Linked DNA regions of Homo sapiens: region 2 is linked to region 1. A link is a loop called in an ENCODE intact Hi-C map of the cell type or tissue named here. Cell type or tissue: CD14-positive monocyte. All regions are shown on one strand. Links, peaks and the distances in the headings refer to the core of each region. The heading gives the core; the rest is flanking DNA. Region 1 overlaps EEPD1 (endonuclease/exonuclease/phosphatase family domain containing 1). Region 2 has its middle 33 kb from the start of EEPD1.

What was found. Peaks named below come from ENCODE experiments on the same cell type or tissue, not always from the same donor. Only the 100,000 strongest peaks of a DNase experiment are listed, where the experiment ranks them.
Region 2: a loop joins it to region 1, with 2.5 times the contacts of the local background. A loop is called at or near these places in 4 of 110 quality-filtered maps.

Annotation. Positions count from the first base shown.
Region 1 is chr7:36,186,288-36,196,925 of GRCh38, forward strand. All of the region lies in intron 2 of EEPD1 (endonuclease/exonuclease/phosphatase family domain containing 1), which reads left to right. Among named protein-coding and RNA genes, the nearest start is that of EEPD1, 38 kb to the left of the region's middle. In CD14-positive monocyte, for the core only: CTCF peaks have their summits at 6,141 and 6,372; DNase peaks (open chromatin) are centred at 4,654, 5,434 and 6,004; H3K4me3 peaks cover 2,018 bases; H3K27ac peaks cover 3,167 bases.
Region 2 is chr7:36,115,098-36,125,735 of GRCh38, forward strand. No RefSeq gene overlaps it. Among named protein-coding and RNA genes, the nearest start is that of EEPD1, 33 kb to the right of the region's middle. RefSeq lists enhancers at 4,631-5,166, 5,167-5,701. In CD14-positive monocyte, for the core only: a CTCF peak has its summit at 5,378; a DNase peak (open chromatin) is centred at 4,314; H3K27ac peaks cover 2,487 bases.

The DNA.
Region 1 (10,638 bases), core at 3,642-7,641:
TGCAGTCACTTCCCCAGGGTTTACAATAAACGATGGGAATGGCCAGTGGGGAAAGGGCTTTGAGTCAGGGCCGCTCTTCTGACCCCTGGAAGTCTTTCATAAGTGGGGTCAACCTGAAGTTCTAAGTGTGATTCCCAGAGGGAAAAGCAGGGTTCATTTCTCTGGCCCCAACTTCACACCTTCCATGGAAGTCTTAGAGGATTCTGTCAGGCTCATTCAAGGACAGCAAAAATGCATCGCCACATTCTCCTATATAGTCATCTTGTGAAAATACAGCAGCAGCCCACTGGAAGGACCCAATAGTTGTTTATTTTTTCCTTCATGACTAAATCAAAAGTTTCTACACTGATCTAAGTAGAAATAGAATAATTCAAGGGAAGCAATGAAAAGTAATTCAAAATAAATATGTAGCTAAGGCTGCATGAATGTGTACTCACGTGGGTGGAGGAGTACACAGGGTCGTTGCTGCCACTAGGGTATATGCAAAATTGGGACTGATTAAAATTTAGTAAGCTAAGCATTCTTTCAGCAGTCTTACAAACTATTATTGGAAATGTTAAATAACAAACCATTTTTGCCACAACATGTGTTTCTGTAACACAGGTTAGCTCATCTACTGTTACGATTGTAAATATGGGAATTATGTCAGAATAATGTGGAAACCAGTGTTTCCCCAGCATGTTTATATTTTGCAGTGGTGCACAAAGCCAGCAGAATTCTGTAAGCTGTGGAGGAACACAGGACCCATTCACCTTGTCCTTCTTGGTTTGCATTGGCCGTGGCTCTGTTCCAGAAGTGATTTTGCCTGGCTGTCTCTGAGCTCTGTGCATTTTGCCCTTGTTACAACTCAGCTGCCTCAACTCCTCTTTACCTCCTTTTCAATTAAGCTTGTATTACCTTTTAAAAATATTAAGCGACATCACTTTCCTTTTTTTATTTAAAATATTTTTAAATGGTGGTAAAATATACCTCACATAAAATTTTCCATTTTAATCATTTTTCAGTATACAGTGGCATAAAGTACATTCACATTGTTCTCATCACCACCATCCGTCTCCAGAACTCTTTTCATCTTTTCAAACTGAAACTGTGCCCCCATTAAACACTAACTTCCCATTCCCCATCTTCCAGCCCCTGGCAACCACCATCCTACTTTCTGTCTCTATGAATTTGACCACTCTACATGTCTCCTACCACCGGGTTTTTATGGTATTTGTCTTTTTGAGTGTGGCTTATCTCACTTCGCATAATGTTGTCTGAGTTTACCCATGTTGTAGCATGTGTCAGGATTTCCTTCCTTTTTAAGGCCTGATAATATTTCATTGTATGTATACCCCATTTTCTTTATTGATTAAGTGCTGTTGGATACTTAAGTTGCTTCCACTTTTTGGTTATTGTGAATAATGCTGCTGTGAACATGGGTGTGCAGACAATCTGTCTGAGTCCCCTGCAAGTCCCGTTTCTTTACTTATTAGTAATTTAACCAGTTTTTAATTGTGCTGGTATTTTTTTATTATTTATTTTTTTGAGACAGATTCTCGCTCTGTCACCCAGGCTGGAGTGCAGTGGCATGATCTCAGCTCACTGCAACCTCTGCCTCCTGAGTTCAAGCGATTCTCCTGCCTCAGCCTCCTGAGTAGCTGAGGATTACAGGCACGTGCCACCACGCCCGGCTAATTTTTCTATTTTTAGTAGAGACAGGGTTTCACCATGTTGGTCAGGCTGGTCTTGAACACTTGTCCTCGTGATCCGCCTGCCTCGGCCTCCCAAAGTGCTGGGATTACAGGTGTGAGCCACTGTGCCTGGCCTGTGCTGGTATTTTTTAAAAATTGTAGTTGTTACTCTCTTATTAATTCTCTGGGTACAAATTTACACCAATATTCAATGGTTGGTCTATGAGTCTCTTTCTCTATCTTACTCTCTCTTTCTCTCTCTCTCTTTCCATAAGCCTTATTAGTTGTACTACAGCATTTTTGAAGATGTATCCTTTTTAGTAATCAGTATAGCAATAATGATTGTATTTGATGATGAAGCCAGAAATGGGTAGAAAGAGGCACCTCCTCTTCTCACTGACATCAGTAAGATATAATGATGTATTGTCATGGGTCATTGTGTGTGTCTGGCACCTTCTGGCTCTGTGCTGGGGTCAGTCTGGGTGCTGTGGTCATGACCTTTGATGCATGTGTGAAACATTCTGTCAGGAGGCAGCTGGCTGGAGCCAGCGGCGCTGTGACCAACGGAGATACACAGGCTGGGTGGGTCCTGCAGGGATTACTGTGTGTTGGAAGCGGGCGCAGGGTGGGGGTGTCCTGTGATCCCAAAGGTTATGAATCAACAATCAAATTCCATAACAATAAAATTTAATCAGGGCCTTTGCTTCATCAAGTAAATAGATGGTGAAAATTAATTCTTCATCCTTTTTCTCTTGTTCTGATTCCTAGTCATCTGCTGAAATGGGTGGTTTGCATTAAAAAAAAATTGAGCTCTGAACTATGTGAATGGCTAATTACAGATATTTATTTTTAAATATGCTCAGAAAATGAGTAAATGAATGCTTATGAGGCCCATGGCTTACTTCTGGTGTTTCATTATGGAAGTGTTTAAGTATTGCTGTGGGTTGATATAATTTCATATTTGGGAATGCTTTATTATAAGTTATTAGTGAATATTGATTTCTACATTTAAAAAATACCTGTTTACTGGATAACCAGTTGAGTCATTCGTGGGTTCAATTTGACAGACACAGTGGAAATTTTGAATAGTCTGATGCTGTAACCAGCACCATTGAGACATTCCTGCCCTTTGTCAGGGCTCCCACAGTTGGTGTCTGTAGGTGTCAGACCCTGCTCATTGTACTGGCCCCCACGGGACACAAAACACAAGCAGAGCCCACACAAGGGCTGGGAGGGTACTATCCAGCGCCTGACACAGGGTGGTCCCCAAAAACTATTTGCTGACTGGTTAATCCAATTTGCAGAAGTTTCGAGAGGAGTGTTGATCTGAATTCTGAAGGACAGAACATTTGTCTGGTTGAAAAATGGGGATTTTAAAAATATTCCAAATGCTAAGAAAAACAAATCAGTGAATAATTTTACTTGGTCTTGAAATGTTAAAACTAACATTATTATTAAATGAGCAAAAATTGTGGTATAACATGTTAAGCTTCTTTATGTTATCCATAGATACTAGTTTTCCTAAATCTTTTGTGAAGTTCTTTGACCATATTATCTTTTCTAGGTAGAATTTTGTTGAATACCAGAATCTTGAAATCTGATCAGTAAGGGGTTTTTGTTGGGCACCTGCCTTGGGTACAGAGCTCCACTTGGTGTAGGTGCTATGGGGATAGAAGAAAGTACATGGCCCTGTCCCTGCCCAGAGATGCCTGAGAAGGAAAGCTTCCAATAAATGAGCTACCCCCATTTTCTTGCTGAGGGTATTTAACACCGTGGTAAAGAGGAGAGGCCTGCAAATGGATTTGGTTCAGTTCCTTTGTCTGACACTGGATCTGACATTTTAAGCAAATTATTTTGCCTTGCATTGCCTTGCCTCAGTTTCCTCATCTATAAAATAAAAATACATAACATGACCAGGCAGAGTGGCATGTGCCTATAGTCTCAGCTACTTAGGAGGCTGAGGCAGGAGGATCGCTTGAGCCCAGGAGTTTGAGGACAGCCTGGGCAATGTAGTGAGAGCCTGTATCTTAAAATAATAATAACAACAATTACATGATTTTGATGGCATGTGGAAAAGCGTGGAAGTTTCCTTTTGCATGGTGCTTGGCATGTACAAAACACATAGTGAAGGCTGGGTGTGGTGGCTCACACCTATAATCCCAACACTTTGGGAAGCCAAGATGAGAGGATCACTTGAGCCCAGGAATTTGAGACCTGCCTGAGCAACATAGTAAGATCCTGTCTCAACAACAAATTTTAAAGTTAGCTGGGCATGGTGGTTCATGCCTGTATTCCCAGCTACTTGGGAGGCTGAGACAGGAGAATCACTTGAATGCAGGAGTCAGAGGCTACAGTGAGCTATGATTGCACCACTGCACTCCAGCCTGGGCAACAGAGCGAGACCCTGTCTCAAACAAACAAATATAACACATGGTGAGATACTAACTATGGATTCCAGTTTGGGCTGACTCTTGATTTGACTCCTGCGTCTTATCCCCCACTCTCATTCCTGTGACATAATCAGACAAAAATCAACATAATCCTGACCAAGAAACAGTCCTTGCCTGACTTTTCAAAGCTGCAAGTCCATTTTTAGACATGGGCCACCATGCAGGTGAATCTGTGGGAGTGATAACCAGCACTTGGGGCCACCTTGGCAGACTTGCAGAGGGGGAAACATCTGGCAGCTTCCTTTGTTCCAATGGGTTTATTTTAGGCCTCTGAGTCTCTGATACCTAGTGGAAGCCTGGCACACAAAAATAATACTAATCCAGGTACAGCTATAAAACAAATGACTCTTTCAAAGTGGGGGAGGTTGGGGATAAAGCATGTAGCTTGGTTATCCCAGGTTACTGTTAGAAAGGAGAAGCCCACCCTGGGGTAAGGGTCGTTATCCTTCCTGGGATGTGTCTCAGGACAGGCTCAGGCATGACTTGCAGCCAGCACCCCCGGAATGCCCGGCCTTCCTCATTTTGGTCTCTTGCAGGCCACCTTCCCTTAAGTCACTATCGGTCACTGACCTCTTCCCCAGAAAAGGCTTAAGAGGTCTCTAGACTTACAATGATTTCTATGTCCACTCTTAGGAACTTTTATTTGCTCATTTGGGCCAGGTGGCATAAAATCAAATGGTGCTTAGAAGTGACCACACTGGTATCAGGTCATGAAGTGTGCCCCATTTCTGTCAGGGAAGCATTCTCCTGAGAAGTCCTGGTTTGTGCCAAGCATTGTTATCTTGGATGACTTGGGTCCTGGTCCTGAAATTGAGCATGTGCTTAAAATGACAAGAGGGAGTAAATAGGACAAGTAGATAGGTTAGCCTGGTCATTCCTAGGTCAGAGTGGCTTCTGTTGAGAACTGAAAATTAGGCTGAAGCCTTTGCAGAGCAGCTGGACAGATAAGCATGGAGGAGAGTGTATGCACACTGGAGAGGTGGGAAGAGGGAGGGGAGAGGACGAGGCTCAGATAGAACAAGAGAGTGCAGGAGAGGGGCAGAGATGCTGTGGTAGACTCTGGAACCACCAGTGATGCTGCTGTCATCCTGGCAGCTTGGAAGCAGCTATCATCCTGGCTGCCGCATCTGGCCCCTGTGACAGCTGAAACCAAAGGTGGGACTGGCTGGAGCTAACTAGAACTGGTTTTCCGCAGTGAGATTTCACCCCACACAGAAGAAGAGAGAAGAAGGCTCAGACTGGGAATGATTCAGTGACGTGTTCAGCTGCCTGGTGTGTTATAGTTTGAGCCATCCCAGGAGGTGCAAATCTTCAGCACTTTGGACTAAAAACAAACGCAGACTTATGCCCTGACCATTCCAGCGGGCAGCACTTGCTGTCTGATCGGACATGTTTCATTTTAGGAAATTGCTCATTTCTGTTAGTCTCAGGGAGCTATCATGGACCAGGAACTGCAGTCTTTTCTGGTGTGGGAGTCTGGGATCCTAAACTGTTGTGAGACCCCTGCTACATGCCCTTAAGTTTGAAGGGGCAGTTTCAGGAGGTAAAGATTAGGGGCTCTTCTTTAGAAGAGTCTAAGCCTTTACAAGAGTCTTTACGAGACTCTTTCCGCGTTGTCGAAACCCCATAGGTTAAAATGTCTCATCTGTGTGCTCTGCACAGGCACACAGAGGCCTGAGTCGAATTTAAAAGAAGGCACTGGGCACCCAAGCCCTTCACCCTTTTCTAAAAGAGGAGCACATGAGCTTTGCATTGCAGATGCAATTTTTATTTTTAAACACCGTAAGTGATGGCGTGTGAGCAGTGACGCATCCACAGCCAGCTAATCTGTATTGTGTAAAAACACACAAACCACAAATTATTTTTAAAAGGGAAGAAAGCAGAAGAACAGATGCAGCAAACTCCTTGTATCACGTGAATTGAGGAGAAAAACTCCACCAGATGCGTTTCTGAGCAACAGCAGAGGGAACACTAGCATGCCCAGATGGGGCAGGGAGTTCTGTCTGCCTGCTTCTCTGGGGAAGACACCTTTCTTTGTGTCCAATTTCCAGGACAGTGACACTGTCTATTTTTGTGTGCATGTATTTCTTCTTTCTCTTTCTTTAAAAAAAAAAAATTAACAATTACATACATATTGAAAAGTACAGCAGTCAGAGAAGTGTGCAGTATTGTTACAAAGTGAGCCAACCTGTAACTCAAGTCGCAGAAATTTACCCGGCGAAGGCCTGTGTCTTACTCAACACACCTGGGTTATGAAATAGCCTATTATATAACCCAGCTCCCCTTACATTTTTTTTAAAAATGAGATTAACATCTAAGAAGTAACAAAAATGGTACTCCTTGGACCATGACTAGAACTAAATGTTGTTTTCGTGAATGCGGTTAGAGACCTTCTGGATCAAGAAACACAGAGCATCCGAGTGGGAAGCATTCTGTCTTCTGTCCTTGGCTCCAGTAGCCTGGTTGGGCTGCATGTTCTCCATGAGGATGAGTGGTGGCCAGATCTCCGGACCAGGTGGAAGGCTGTGCAGGGCATCCCTTCTCTGTCGGTTTCCTGGGTGGGGCTTGGTCACTGGAGTGGGGATGCGCAGCGAGGGGCAGCTCAGGGCTGGACTCTTCACTGCTGTCTTCTGATGGTCTCAGCTGGAAGCTGCTGGGTGCTAGTCTGCACTGAAGAACCCCCAGCCCAGTGGGGGAGGCAAGCCGGGCACAGAGCAGTGCGTCATGATGGGGGCACAGGATTCCGTGGACATTGGCAGCAGGCATGCTCACCACATCTTGGGGTGAGTGGGATGGCAGGGAAGGGTCCCAGAAGAACTGATGAGGAATGCCAAGGTGGAAGTGCCAACCAGCAGAAGTTAGATGGAGAAGAGGCCCAGAGAGCAGAGTTCCCGAGAGGGAGAGTGTGCAGAAGCCTGGAGCCTGGAGAGGGGAGGAATGAAGGCGGGATGAGGTATGGCCAGAGAGCAGAGGGAATGCCACACAGGAGGACAAAGGAGAGATGCAGCTAGATGAGGAGAGAACAGCCACTTCATGCCAGCCTTGGGAGGTCCCCCGGGGAGTGCGGTCCCCTGAAGGCAGAGGCAGAGGGAGGCCATGGGAAGCACCCAGGGCTGGGCTCTGGGTGTATCTTCTGTGTTTTGATGGAGTGCTGCCCAGAGGTGCTGGGTCCCCTGTCCTAGGAGAGTCCTGTGTCTAGAAAAGCTCCAGGGACCACGGCCTTCAGATGGCCCTGCCTGTGGACACTGCGAGTATTGTTTGGCCTTCAGTGAGGGGCAGTCTTGATCAAGAAAATGTTCCTAGGGCTATGTTTCCAAGAGGAATTCAGAAACCCAGGCCGTCAGGTCCCGTGGTCAGCAGGTGGCCAGCGGCAGAGCGGCCACACCCATCCTGGTGCCCTCTCTTTATGGCTGCCACCTCCCTCTGGGAGGGCCTGGGGGACCCTGACACCATTCTGTGGGAGAGATGACAGTAAAATTAGGCTGTGGACATAATGTGAGCATCTTGAGAGTTCAGGAGCCTCTTATCCCCATTTGCATCCTCAGAGCCCTGCAGGTCCCCACCAGTCCCAGGACTTGCCGGTTCTGGGTTTATTTTGTGTGGTCTTTGAACTCCATATTTTGCGTTCTTTTCATCACAGAAGAACTATGGCTACTTCTATTGTGAGGCCAAAAGAAGACCTAGTCCATCTGAGAGGGACCTGCAGAATTCCAGTTCCATGTGGTGAAGAGGATGTGGGTGTCTGCAGTACTGAATTTGGTAGTATGCTGCTTGCAGTGAATGTCCTCTCATTTGGCACATCCCCCAGGCCCTGAGGGCTTCCGTGGGAACAGCTTTAGCTTCAGATCCAGGTCCAGGCACCATAAGTACATGTTGGAGGAAGAAATCCTTGAATGAATGGATGAATGAGTGAATGATTGAATTCCAGTTTCAACCTGAGGCAGGATATTTGAGTTAGTGATTTTTACCCCAAAGTAATTCTGGCATCCTACTCCATCTCTTCCTTGTGACCCTCTCCAAGATGAGTGTGTTTCCTTTTAAGGTGGGGGCAGCACAGAAGACTTCCCCATCCTGGTTCCTCCTCCTGCCCCCTTCCTTCCCAGGCTTGTTACCTCTGCATTTCCCTTGTATCAGAACCTAAGTCTTCTGAATCAAATCCCCCTAGAACTTGTGAACATTCATCTCAGATCTTACACTCATGGGAAAAAGCCCCCCATATGGCTTTCCATGGATGTGACTCTACAACCTAGGAGGAGTCCCAGGCCAGGCCTGGGCTGGACCCGGAAGAGCGAAGGAATTGATCATGGAGCTCTGCCATGGGAGGTGGTTGGAGAGGCAGCAGGTGGTTCTTCATTGGGCCTCCACATCTTCATTTGCCTAACCTTTAGTTTGGAGGGATCAGTTTCTTTATCAGAAATCCATATGTCCCTGAGTGTGCCAGGAATAATTAGTTGATTCCAATGGTGATTGAATGTGTCCTCACCTAATCTACCAACTACTAGACACAAATACTCACAAACCTGGAAGCTACCAAAATCTTTCTCTTTGCAACTGCGAAATCCTTCCTAATGCCCCAGACAGAGCTCCAATTTCCAGCCCATCCCTCTTGGATCCACATCCTCTTTTGTTCATTCATGTATTCTGGTAGTGATCAGGTGTCATGGGTGCTCACTCTGCAGGGACCTGGTAAGGTCCCAGACAACAGGAGAGGCAGGGCGCCCTTCTGAGTTCCCCAGCAGTTAACTCTTAGTAACGTGGGAGGGGAACAGGCTTCTTGGAGGGATGCTCATTGAGACCAGACACATGCTGAGACCTGAAGTGGGGAAGGGGGAGCATGCGGGATTTACTCATGGGAGACATGAGGCGACTCCTGCCTCCCTGACCCAGTGTGCTGGGGGCAGAGCAGCCCAGTGGATGGATGGCTGGCTCCCTGATGGAATGATGTGGTGGCAATGCCTCACTGCCTGCCTCTCTCCATGGTATAGAGGTGGGTTCCTCTATAAAAGTTTCCCTTCATAAAAGAAGTAGAGAAAGCCATCAGAGAAGGCCCGACACCTTTATAAACTGAGTTTCTAGCAATTTTGCAATTTTATTTAAGAACTGATCTCGCTTATATGTGGAATCTAAAAAAATTAAACTTATAGAAGCAGAGAGTAGAATGGTGGTTAAAAGAGTTGGGGTGGGGGCTAGGGTGGAGTGGATTGGGGAGATGTCAGTCAAAGGATACAAAATTTCAGTTAGATAGGAGGGATAAGTTCAGGAGATCTCTTGTACTTCATGGTGGCTGTAGAGAATAACAATGTATTCTATAATTGAAAATTACTGAGAGTAGATTATAAGTGTTCTTATCACAAAAAAAATGGTAAGGATGTGAGATGTGCATATTAATTCATTTGATTTCACCATAACACAATGTATAGATATTTCAAAACATTATGTTGTATACCATAAATATATGTAGTCATGCCTTAACAACTGGGATACGTCCTGAAAAATGTGTCCTTAGGCGATTTCTTCATTGTGCAAACATCCTAGAGTGTATTTACACAAACCCAGATTGTAGAGTCCACTACACACCTAGACTATATATGGTATGGCCTATTGCTCCTAAGCTGCAAACCTGCACAGCATGTTACTGTACTGAATATTATAACTGTAACACTATGGTAAGGATTTACCTATCTAGCTAAACATAGAAAAGGTACAGTAAAAATATTGTATAAAAGATAAAAATGGTACACCTATATATAGCACCATGAATGGAGCTTGCAGGATTGGAGTTGCTCTGGGTGAGTCAGTGAGTGAGTGGCGAGTGAATGTGAAGGCCTAGAGCATTACTGTACACTCCTGTAGATTTTATAAACACTGTGCACATAGGCTACACTAAATTTTTTTTTTTAAAGTAACTGCTGTGATGTTAGGATGACGACAACATCACTAGGCAATAGAAATCTTTCAGCTCGTCTCCCGTCTCCCTCTCCCATCTCCCTCTCCCTCTCCCTCTCCCATCTCCCTCTCCCTCTCCTTTCCATGGTCTCCCTCTCATGCCGGGCCAAAGCTGGACTGTACTGCTGCCATCTTGGCTCGCTGCAGCCTCCCTGCCTGATTCTCCTGCGTCAGCCTGCCCAGTGCCTGCGATTGCAGGCGCGCGCCGCCACGCCTGACTGGTTTTCCTGTTTCTTTGGTGGGGACGGGGTTTCACTGTGTTGGCCGGACTGGTCTCCAGCTCCTAGCCGCGAGTGATCTGCCAGCCTCGGCCTCCCGAAGTGCCGGGATTGCAGACAGAGTCTCGTTAACTCAGTGCTCAATGGTGCCCAGGCTGGAGTGCAGTGGCGTGATCTCGGCTCGCTACGGCCTCCACCTCCCAGCCGCCTGCCTTGGCCCCCCAAAGTGCGAAGATTGCAGCCTCTGCCCGGCCGCCACCCCGTCTGGGAAGTGAGGAGCGTCTCTGCCTGGCCGCCCATCGTCTGGGATGTGAGGAGCCCCTCTGCCTGGCTGCCCAGTCTGGAAAGTGA
Region 2 (10,638 bases), core at 3,420-7,419, 71 kb before region 1:
CAACCAGAGCTCCTGAGAACTCACTCACTGTGGCGAGGACAGTACCAAGAGGATGCTGCTAAACCATCATGAGAAATTCACCCCCAGGATCCCATCACCTCCCACCAGGCCCTACATCCAACGTTGGGGATTACATTTCAACATGAGATTTGGGTAGAAACACATCCAAAGTGTATCACCACCTGTGTATTTTCTTTGGTGAGGTGTCTATTCAGATCTTTTGCCTATTTTTCAGTTGGGTTGCTTGTTTTTGTATTGTTGAAGTTTAAGAGTTCTCCATTTAGTTTGGATAGCTGTCCTTTATCAGACATGTTTTTTGCAAATAGTTTCTCACAATCTGTGATTTGCCTTCTCATTCGCTTACTGTCTTTTGCAGAGCAGGAGATTCTGATTTTGCTGAGATTTTGACTGAGATTGCACTGAACCTATAGATCAATTTGTGTTGACAGTGGATGACTGAGGAGCAGTCCTCCAGGCATCAGTGGAGCACAGGCTGGGAGATAGTCTGGCATCAGAAGGGAGTTGCAAAGGCTGGCGGCCTGCCAGGCTAGGAGGGATGGCTGATTCATATTGGAATCTGTACTCTCTCCTCTCCCACCCACTCTGTAGGCCTGAGTCATAAAGAAACCTTGCGGTGCCTTCCCCTGTGCACCCTTGGTATAGCTGTGAACACTTCCCTCTGCACAGACACATTGACACATGGGGCTTATCACAAGGGACACCCAGAGAGGCTTCCTTGGAGGTGCCCTTGCATGACTTACAGAGTGGCATCCCAGGGGAAAGTAGCTAGGGCTCCTCCCCTGGTCAATCAGACTATCTGGTCCTTTCTGCTCTGAAGGCAGAGACCTCATTTTAGGGCTATAAACCCAGGCAGGACAAAAATAAAATACACATTCCAAAGACTCATGTCATCCTCCCCAGAGCTGGGGAACCACAGCATGGGTGGTAGTCTAGAGGCTGTCCCTCAGATGCTTGGCCTTCCATAGGCAGTTTTGCAACTGTCAAATCCTCCCCGACATCTGCCCCTCTGCTGTGTGTGCTCTCCAGGGGCCCAGGGTGCCGGTTCCCTCTAGCCTCCTTCTACCAAATGAAGCTTCTGCACATGTTCTTCCAAACTCAAATTTCTTGTGGGTAAAATTAGATCAGAGAGCTGGTGTTGCCGGGAAGCTGCCTCGAAAGTGGGTGGCTGCGGGCCATTAGCGGTAAAGATAAGTTAAAATAACTCTAATAAAAATGATGTTGAATGTGGGAAGCTGAAGCCCTTTTTTTGCCCATTATCCTGAGAACTGGTTGTCTTTCTGTTATTCTAGTTGTTTTGGGCCTCAAAATTACATCTGTATTTAAACCAAAGTTTTTATTTTTCCACCCAGATAAAGCCAGCTCTTCTCCTGCTGCTCCGGATAAGTGATTCCTCATCCTGTGTGCCTCAGCTCCTGCCACCACCTCCAAGAAGCCCTCCCTGATCCCCTCACAGAGTTAGCTCTGCACATCCTCTTGCTCCCTGTCTGCCTCACACCAGCTTCTCTGTCACAGTCGGGTCACAGTTGCTCCCTGGGTCTCCTGCCCCACTGGACTGCGAGCCCCTCCTCAGCAGTCACAGGACATATTGATCTTTGCATTCCACAGAAGGTGCACCTAGGAAGTATGAGTCAGAGGAGTGAGTTGGTGCTTTAAAAACCAAAGGCTAAAATGCAAGTGCTGTTCCATAAAAACCCCAACCGTTGGCAAGGGAAGTGACAGGACAGGACAGGGAAAGCAAGGCTTTGGAAGCAGGAACATTTTACTTCTCCTGACACCAAGAATAACCAAGACATGATTCTCAGCCTGAGTGTCCTCATCTGTGAAATGGGGTCAGTGATAGCAATCTTCCCAGGTCATTTGAGATTCAGGGCACAGACCAGTTCCTCAGAAATGTTAGTTTCTTTTCCTTCCCTAGTTAATAAAAACACTACTATGTTGGCAAGAAAGCCTGGGGCTTAGTCCTGGCTCTGTCACTAACAGTTGTGTGACTTCGGGAAACTACTTTACCCACTGGGTGCCTGCTTTATTTCCTGTCAACAGGAAGTACTGATTGGTCTGTAGATCAGATTTTTTATAATGCTGATGATTAAAATTTTGAAACGAAGTGTTTCCTAAGAGTTTCAGTCTTAGGAATGGAAACAGAGCCTAGAAAGAAGGTTGTCCACTTTTCATGGATGATGTTGGGGGCTGAGGCTTCAGTGTCACTGTCCTGTTGGGAGTGGCCGGAATCGCTCAGCATTTCACAGGCTTCTCCTCTATTGGTGGAAGAGCAGACGGGAGAGGTTGGTAGAGCGCTGGGGTATTCTAATGACAGATTCAGAGGGGACTGAGCCAGGGAGCCCAGAGCAGAAGACTGTTGAAGGGAAATTAGGAGAGAGAATTAGGCAGGTATTCTCCAGTGGTCACGTTATTTTTAGATCTCCAAATGATGGAGCTGGAATGGGCCATTTGAGGCCTGCTGGTTTGATCCTCCCTGGTTACAGAGGAGGAAACAGTGGTTCAGAAGGTCTAAGTGACTTGCCAGGTCTCCCCTTCCTGAGCTCTATGACTCTGCTTCTATTTCAGCTGGTCTTGACTCCAAGGGAATCTCTTGTGTGTATTTTGGCCCTAACAAATACCAGGACTGGTTTTCTTTAAAAAGCTTTCTTCATGGGCACTGTTAGTCTCATGCAGTTTTAATAGAAAACTGTCTTTCTATTTTCCAGCACCATTAGTTGCTATGAGCATAAACTTTCATATTTAATGCAGCATGATTCACAGCGATGCTCCATTTAAAAATGGGAGAACCTCTCCTCTGGCAAAAATTAGAAGAGAAAAACTAAATGGGAATAGGAAACAATCATTTCTAAAAATATGAATAAAAAGAAATATCGATTAGTCTTTCATTTACTTAAAAGCATAGCTGATTGGACCAAATATTGTTGAAATTCAATTTCTGCACTTTATTCTGAATATTTCAGACCTTTTCGCCCTCTACATAACCACTAGCTCTTCCAGAGCAATTCAGGGACTATGTGTATGGGGAAGGAGCTAGAAAAGTTGTGAGAAGAGAAAAGGCAACTGTCCATACAAGCCCGAGGATCTTTTTAGCCCCCTTCTTCTTTGGGGAACACTGAGATAAGAAGCCTGCTCCCCACTCCCAACCCACAGCTAGTGCTTCTCTGTTCACATTTGGTTAACTCATACCCGATTCATTCCTCAGGTGCATCAGGTATAAATACGAGAAGTTATCCCTGATGCCCCCATGCACAGTTAGCTCTGCACATCCTCCCACTCCCTATCTGCCCCACACCAGCTTCTCTGTCACAGTTGGGTCACAATTTGTCCCTGGATCTCCTGCCCCACTAGATGGTGAGCCCCTCCCCAGCAGCCATAGGACATATTCATCTATGCATTCCACAGAATGGACCCTGGACTCACCATTCCCAGGCATCTGACACAGACACAGGTACCAATAGCACTCTCTCCAAGGAGAGCCTAGCCATGGGCAACGGAACAGGCTGAGGGACAGGGGCTTCCCAGGGCCCCCCTAAAGATCACTGTGGAGCCTCCTGGTACCCACCTGGAATAACTGTGAGAGCCAACATCTGTGGAGTGGTAACCATGTGATAGCCACTGTGATAAATGCACCACCACCCTAAGAGGATAGGGCTATTTTTTTTTTTTTGACAGTCTCACTCTGTTGCCCAGGCTGGAGTGCAGTGGTGCCATCTTGGCTCACTGCAACCTTCACCTCCCAGGCTCAAGTGATTCTCCTGCCTCAGCCTCCCAAGTAGCTGGGATTACAGGGATGGGCCACCATGCCCGGCTAATTTTTTTTTTTTTGTATTTTTAATACAGATGAGGTTTCACCATGTTGGCCAGGCTGGTCTTGAACTCCTGACCTCAGGTGATCCACCCACCTCAGCCTCCCGAAGTGCTGGGATTACAGGGGTGAGCCATAGCACCTGGCCGGGGCTATTGTTCTTATTCCCACTTAACAGACTAGAAAACTGAGGTGCAGAGTGGCTAGGGAAGTTGGCCAAGGTCTTAGGGATATTAAAAGGGTGGTGTCAGGATAAGGACCGGGGCTGTCTGGCTTCAGAGTCCACGCTTGTAACCACTACTGAGACTGCATCAAAATGACACATGCAAACTGTCTGGTGCAATTATAGCTAGTGTTAGCAAAGCTATGGGGAAACCAGAACATCAAGTCACTGGAGGTGGGTGTGGAAGTTGGTATATCCATGTTGGAAAACTATCTGGCAGTTTCTTATAAAGTTAAACATACATATTGCCATGCAACCCAGCAATTTCACTTCTAGTTATACACCCAAGAGAAAGGCGTGCATATAGCTGCTGAAAGACACATACAAGTATGACCTCATGTTCATAGCACTATTTCAAAAGCCAAACCCTGGGAACCAATCCAAAATCCACCAACAGAGAATGGAGAAGTAAAGCGTGGTATAGTTATGCAGCAGAATATTGCACAATGGTGACAATGAACAAACTACACAAGCAATAAGGATGAATTTCAGTGTTGAGAGAAAAAGAAGCCAGACACCAAAAGTGCATTTTGCATGTCCATTTATATAAACTTTAAAACACTCGAAGCCAATCCATGTTGTTGGAGGTCAGAGTGGTGGGTGTCCTTGGGATTAGTTCCTAGAAGGGGGCACATGGGAGATTTTTGGGAGTGCTAGTAATATCTTGCTTTTTGATCTAGGTACTGTATACAGGTATGCTGCTTTTATGAAAATTCATCAAGCTATTCCCTTATGAACTGTATGCTTTTATGCATCTATGGTTTGATTGAATAAAAAGTTTACTTTAAAAATAAAATGTCAAGAGTCGCTTCCAAGATGGCCAAATAGGAACAGCTCCGATCTACAGCACCTAACGAGATCGATGCAGAAGACGGGTGATTTCTGCATTTCCAACTGAGGTACCTGGTTCATCTTGTTGGGACTAGTTGGACAGTGGGTGCAGCCCATGGAGGGCGAGCCGAAGCAGGGCAGGGCATTGCCTCACCTGGGAAGTGCAAGGGGTTGGCGGATTTCCCTTTACTAGCCAAGGGAAGCCGTGAGTGACTGTACCTGGAGGAACAGTACACTCCTGCCCAAATACTGTGCCACTGCAACTGGCAGACCAGGAGATTCCTTCCTATGCCTGGCTCAGCAGGTCCCATGCCCACAGAGCGTTGCTTGCTGCTAGCGCAGCAGTCTGAGACCGACCTGGGAGGCAGGAGCTTGGTAGGGGGAGGGGCGTTTGCCACTGTTGAGGCTTAAGTAGGTGGTTCTATGCTCACAGTGTAAACAAAGTGGCAGGGAAGCTCAAACTGGGTGGAGCCCACTGCAGCTCAGCAAGGCCTACTGCCTCTCTAGATTTCACCTCTAGGGGCAGGTCATATCTGAACAAAAGGCAGCAGATAGCTTCTGCAGACTTAAATGTCCCTGCCAGACAGCTCTGAAGAGAGCAGTGGTTCTCCCAGCACATTCGAGCTCCAATAACAGACAGACTGTCTCCTCAAGTAGGTCCCTGACCCCTGTGTAGCGTGACTGGGAGACGCCTCCCAGTAGGGGCTGACAGACACCTCATACAGACGGGTGCCCCTCTGGGATGAAGCTTCCAGAGGAAGGATCAGGCAGTAATATTTGCTGTTCTGCAGCCTCTGCTGGTGATACCCAGGCAAGGAGGATCTGGAGTGGACCACCAGCAAACTCCAACTGAACTGCAGCTAAGGGGCCTGTCTGTTAGAAGGAAAACTCACAAACAGAAAGGAGTAGCATCAACATCAACAAAAAGGACATCCACACCAAAACCCCATCTGTAGGTCACCAACATCAAAGACCAAAGGTAGAAAAAACCACAAAGATGGGGAGAAACAAGAGCAGAAAGGCTGAAAATTCCAAAAACCAGAACACCTCTTCTCCTCCAAAGGAACACAACTCCTTGCCAGCAAGGGAACAAAACTAGAGGAAGAATGAGTTTGACGAATTGACAGAAGTAGGCTTCAGAACGTCTGTAATAACAAACTTCTCTGAGCTAAAGGAGCATGTTCTAACCCATCACAAGGAAGCTAAAAACGTTGAATAAAGGTTAGACGAATGGCTAACTAGAATAACCAGTGTAGAGAAGAGCTTAAAAGACCTGAGGGAGCTGAAAACCACAGTACAAGAACTTCGTGAAGCATACATAAGCTTCAATAGCTGATTTGATCAAGTGGAAGAAAGGATATCAGTGATCAAAGATCAAATTAATGAAAGAAAGCGAGAAGATAAGATTAGAGAAAAAGAGTGAAAAGAAATGAACAAAGCCTCCAGGAAATATGGGACTATGTGAAAACACCAAATCTACATCTGATTGCTTTACCTCAAAGCGATGGGTAGAATGGAACCATGTTAGAAAACACTCTTCAGGATAAGTATCCAGGAGAACTTCCCCAACCTAGGAAGGCAGGCCAACATTCAAATTCAGGAAATATAGAGAACACCACAAAGATACTCCTCAAGAAAAGCAACCCCAAGTCATATAATTGTCAGATTCACCAAGGTTGAAATGAATGAAAAAATGTTAAGGACAGCCAGAGAGAAAGGTCGGGTTACCCACAAAGGGAAGCCCATCAGACTAACAGTGGCTCTCTAGGCAGAAACTCTACAAGCCAGAAGAGAGTGGGGGCCAATATTCAACATTCTTAAAGAAAAGAATTTTCAACCCAGAATTTCATATCCAGCCAAACTAAGCTTCATAAGTGAAGAAGAAATAAAATTCTTGACAGACAAGCAAATGATGAGATTTTGTCACCACCAGGCCTGCCTTATAAGAGCTCTTGAAGAAGCACTAAACATGGAAAGGAACAACCAGTACCAGCCACTGCAAAAACATGCCAAGTTGTAAAGACCATTGATGCTATGAAGAAACTGCATCAATTAACGGGCAAAATAACCAGCTAACATCGTAATGACAGGATCAAATTCACACATAACAATATTAAACTTAAATGTAAATGGGCTAAATGCTCCAGTTAAAAGACACAGACTGGCAAATTGGATAAAGAGTCATGACCCATCAGTGTGCTGTATACAGGAGACCCATCTCACATGCAAAGACAAACATAGGCTCAAAATAATGGATGGAGGAAGATCTACCAAGCAAATGGAAAGCAAAAACAAACAAACAAACAAAAAAAGCAAGGGTTGCAATCCTGGTCCCTGATAAAACAGACTTTAAACCAGCAAAGATCAAAAGAGACAAAGAAGGCCGTTATATAATGGTAAAGGGATCAATTCAACAAGAAGAGCTAACTATCCTAAATATATATGCACCCAATACAAGAGCACCTAGATTCATAAAGCAAGTTCTTAGAGACCACAAAGAGACTTAGACTCCCACACAATAATAATGGGAGATTTTAACACCCCACTGTCGATATTAGACAGATCGACAAGACAGAAAATTAACAAGGATTTCCAGGACTTGAACTCAGCTCTGGACCAAACAGACATAATAGACATCTACAGAACTTTCCACCCGAAATCAACAGAATATACATTATTCTCAGCACCACATCGCACTTATTCTAAAATTGACCACATAATTGGAAGTAAAACACTCCTCAGCAAATGCAAAAAAAAAAAAAGGGAAATCATAACAAACAGTCTCTCAGACCACAGTGCAATCAAATTAGAACTCAGGATTAAGAAACTCACTCAAAACCACACAACTACAAGGAAACTGAACAACCTGCTCCTGAATGACTACTGGGTAAATAACGAAATGAAGGCAGAAATAAAGATGTTCTTTGAAACCAACAAGAACAAAGACTCAACATACCAGAATCTCTGGGACACATTCAAAGCAGTGTGTAGAGGGAAATTCATAGCACTAAATGCTCACAAGAGAAAGCAGGAAAGATCTAAAATCGACACCCTAACATCACAATTAAAAGAACTAGAGAAGCAAGAGCAAACAAATTCAAAAGCTAGCAGAAGACAAGAAATAACTAAGATCAGAGCAGAACTGAAGGAAATAGAGACACAAAAAACCTTCAAAAAATCAATGAATCCAGGAGGTGGTTTTTTGAAAAGATCAACAAAATAGATAGACCACTAGCAAGACTAATAAAGAAGAAAAGAGAGAAGAATCAAATAGACACAATAAAAAATGATGAAGGAGATATCACCACCGATCCCACAGAAATACAAACTACCATCAGGGAGTACTATAAACACCTCCATGCAAATAAACTGGAAAATCTAGAAGAAATGGATAAATTCCTGGACACATACACCCTCCCAAGACTAAACCAGGAAGAAGTTGAATCTCTGAATAGACCAATAACAGGTTCTGAAATTGAGGCAATAATTAATAGCCTACCAACCAAAAAAAGTCCAGGACCAGACAGATTCACAGCCGAATTCTACCAGAGGTACAAAGAGGAGCTGGTACCATTCCTTCTGAAACTATTCCAACCAATAGAAAAAGAGGGAATCCTCCCTAACTCATTTTATGAGGCCAGCTGATACCAAAGCCTGGCAGAGACACAACAAAAAAAGAGCATTTTAGGCCGATATCCCTGACGAACATTGTTGCAAAAATCCTCAATAAAATACTGGCAAACCGAATCCAGCAGCACATCAAAAAGCTTATCCACCACAATCAAGTTGGCTTCATCCCTGGGAGGCAAGGCTGGTTCAACATATGCAAATCAATAAACATAATCCATCACATAAACAGAACCAATGACAAAAACCACATGATTATCTCAATAGATGCAGAAAAGGCCTTCAACAAAATTCAACAGCATTTCATGCTAAAAATCTCAATAAACTAGGTATTGATGGAACATATCTCAAAATAATAAGAGCTATTTATGACAGACTCACAGCCAATATCACACTGAATGGGCAAAAACTGGAAGCATTCCCTTTGAAAACCAGCACAAGACAAGGATGCCCTCTCTCACCACTCCTATTCAACATAGTATTGGAAGTTCTGGCCAGGGCAATCAGGCAAGAGAAAGCAATAAAGGGTATTCAACTAGGAAAAGAGGAAGTCAAATTGTCTCTGTTTGCAGATGACATGATTGTATATTTAGAAAAGCCCATCTTCTCAGCCCCAAATCTCCTTAAGCTGATAAGCAACTTCAGCAAAGTCTCAGGATACAAAATCAATGTGCAAAAATCACAAGCATTCTTATACACCAACAACAGACAAACAGAGAGCCAAATCATGAGTGAACTCCTATTCACAATTACTACAAAGAGAATAAAATACCTAGGAATACAACTTACAAGAGATGTTAAGGACCTCTTCAAGGAGAACTACAAACCACTGCTCAATGAAATAAAAGAGGACACAAACAAATGGAAGAACATTCCATGCTTATGGATAGGAAGAATAAATATTGTGAAAATAGCCATACTGCCCAAGGTAATTTATAGATTCAATGCCATCCCCATCAAGCTACCAATGACTTTCTTCAAAGAATTGTAAAAAACTACTTTAAAGTTCGTATGAACCAAAAAAGAGCCCACATAGCCAAGACAATCCTAAGCAAAAAGAAGAAAGCTGGAGGCATCACGCTACCTGACTTCAAACTATACTACAAGGCTACAGTAATCAAAACAGCATGGTACTGGTACCAAAACAGATATATAGACCAATGGAACAGAACAGAGGCCTCAGAAATAACACCAGACATCTACAGCCATCTGATCTTTGACAAACCTGACAAAAACAAGAAATGGGGAAAGGATTCCCTACTTATAAATAGTGCTGGGAAAACTGGCTAGCCATATGTAGAAAGCTGAAACTGGATCCCTTCCTTATACCTTATACAAAAATTAAGTCAAGATGGATTAAAGACTTAAATGTAAGACCTAAAACCATAAAAACCTTAGAAGAAAACCTAGGCAATACCATTCAGGACATAGGCATGGGCAAAGACTTCATGACTAAAACACCAAAAGCAAAGGCAACAAAAGCCAAAATTGACAAATGGGATCTAATTAAACTAAAGAGCTTCTGCACAGCAAAATAAATTATCAGCAGAGTGAACAGGCAACCTACAGAATGGGAGAAAATTTTTGCAATCTATCAATCTGACAAAGAGCTAATACCCAGAATCTACAAAGAACTTAAACAAATTTACAAGAAAGAAAGAAACAACCCCATCAAAATGTGGGCAAAGGATATGAACAGACACTTCTCAAAAGAAGACATTTATGCAGCCAACAGACATATGAAAAAATGCTCATCATTACTGGCCATCAGAGAAATGCAAATGAAAACCACAATGAGATACCATCTCACACCAGTTAGAATGGCAATCATTAAAAAGTCAGGAAACAACAGATGCAGGAAACAACAGAGGATGTGGAGAAATAGGAACTTTGGAGAAATAGGATGTGGAGAAATAGGAGCTTTTATACTGTTGGTGAGAGTGTAAATTAGTTAAACCATTGTGGAAGACAGTGTGGCGATTCCTCAAGGATCCAGAACTAGAAATACCATTTGACCCAGCAATCCCATTACTGGATACATACCAAAGGATTATAAATCATTCTACTATAAAGGCACATGCACATGTATGTTTATTGTGGCACTATTCACAATAGCAAAGACTTGGAACCA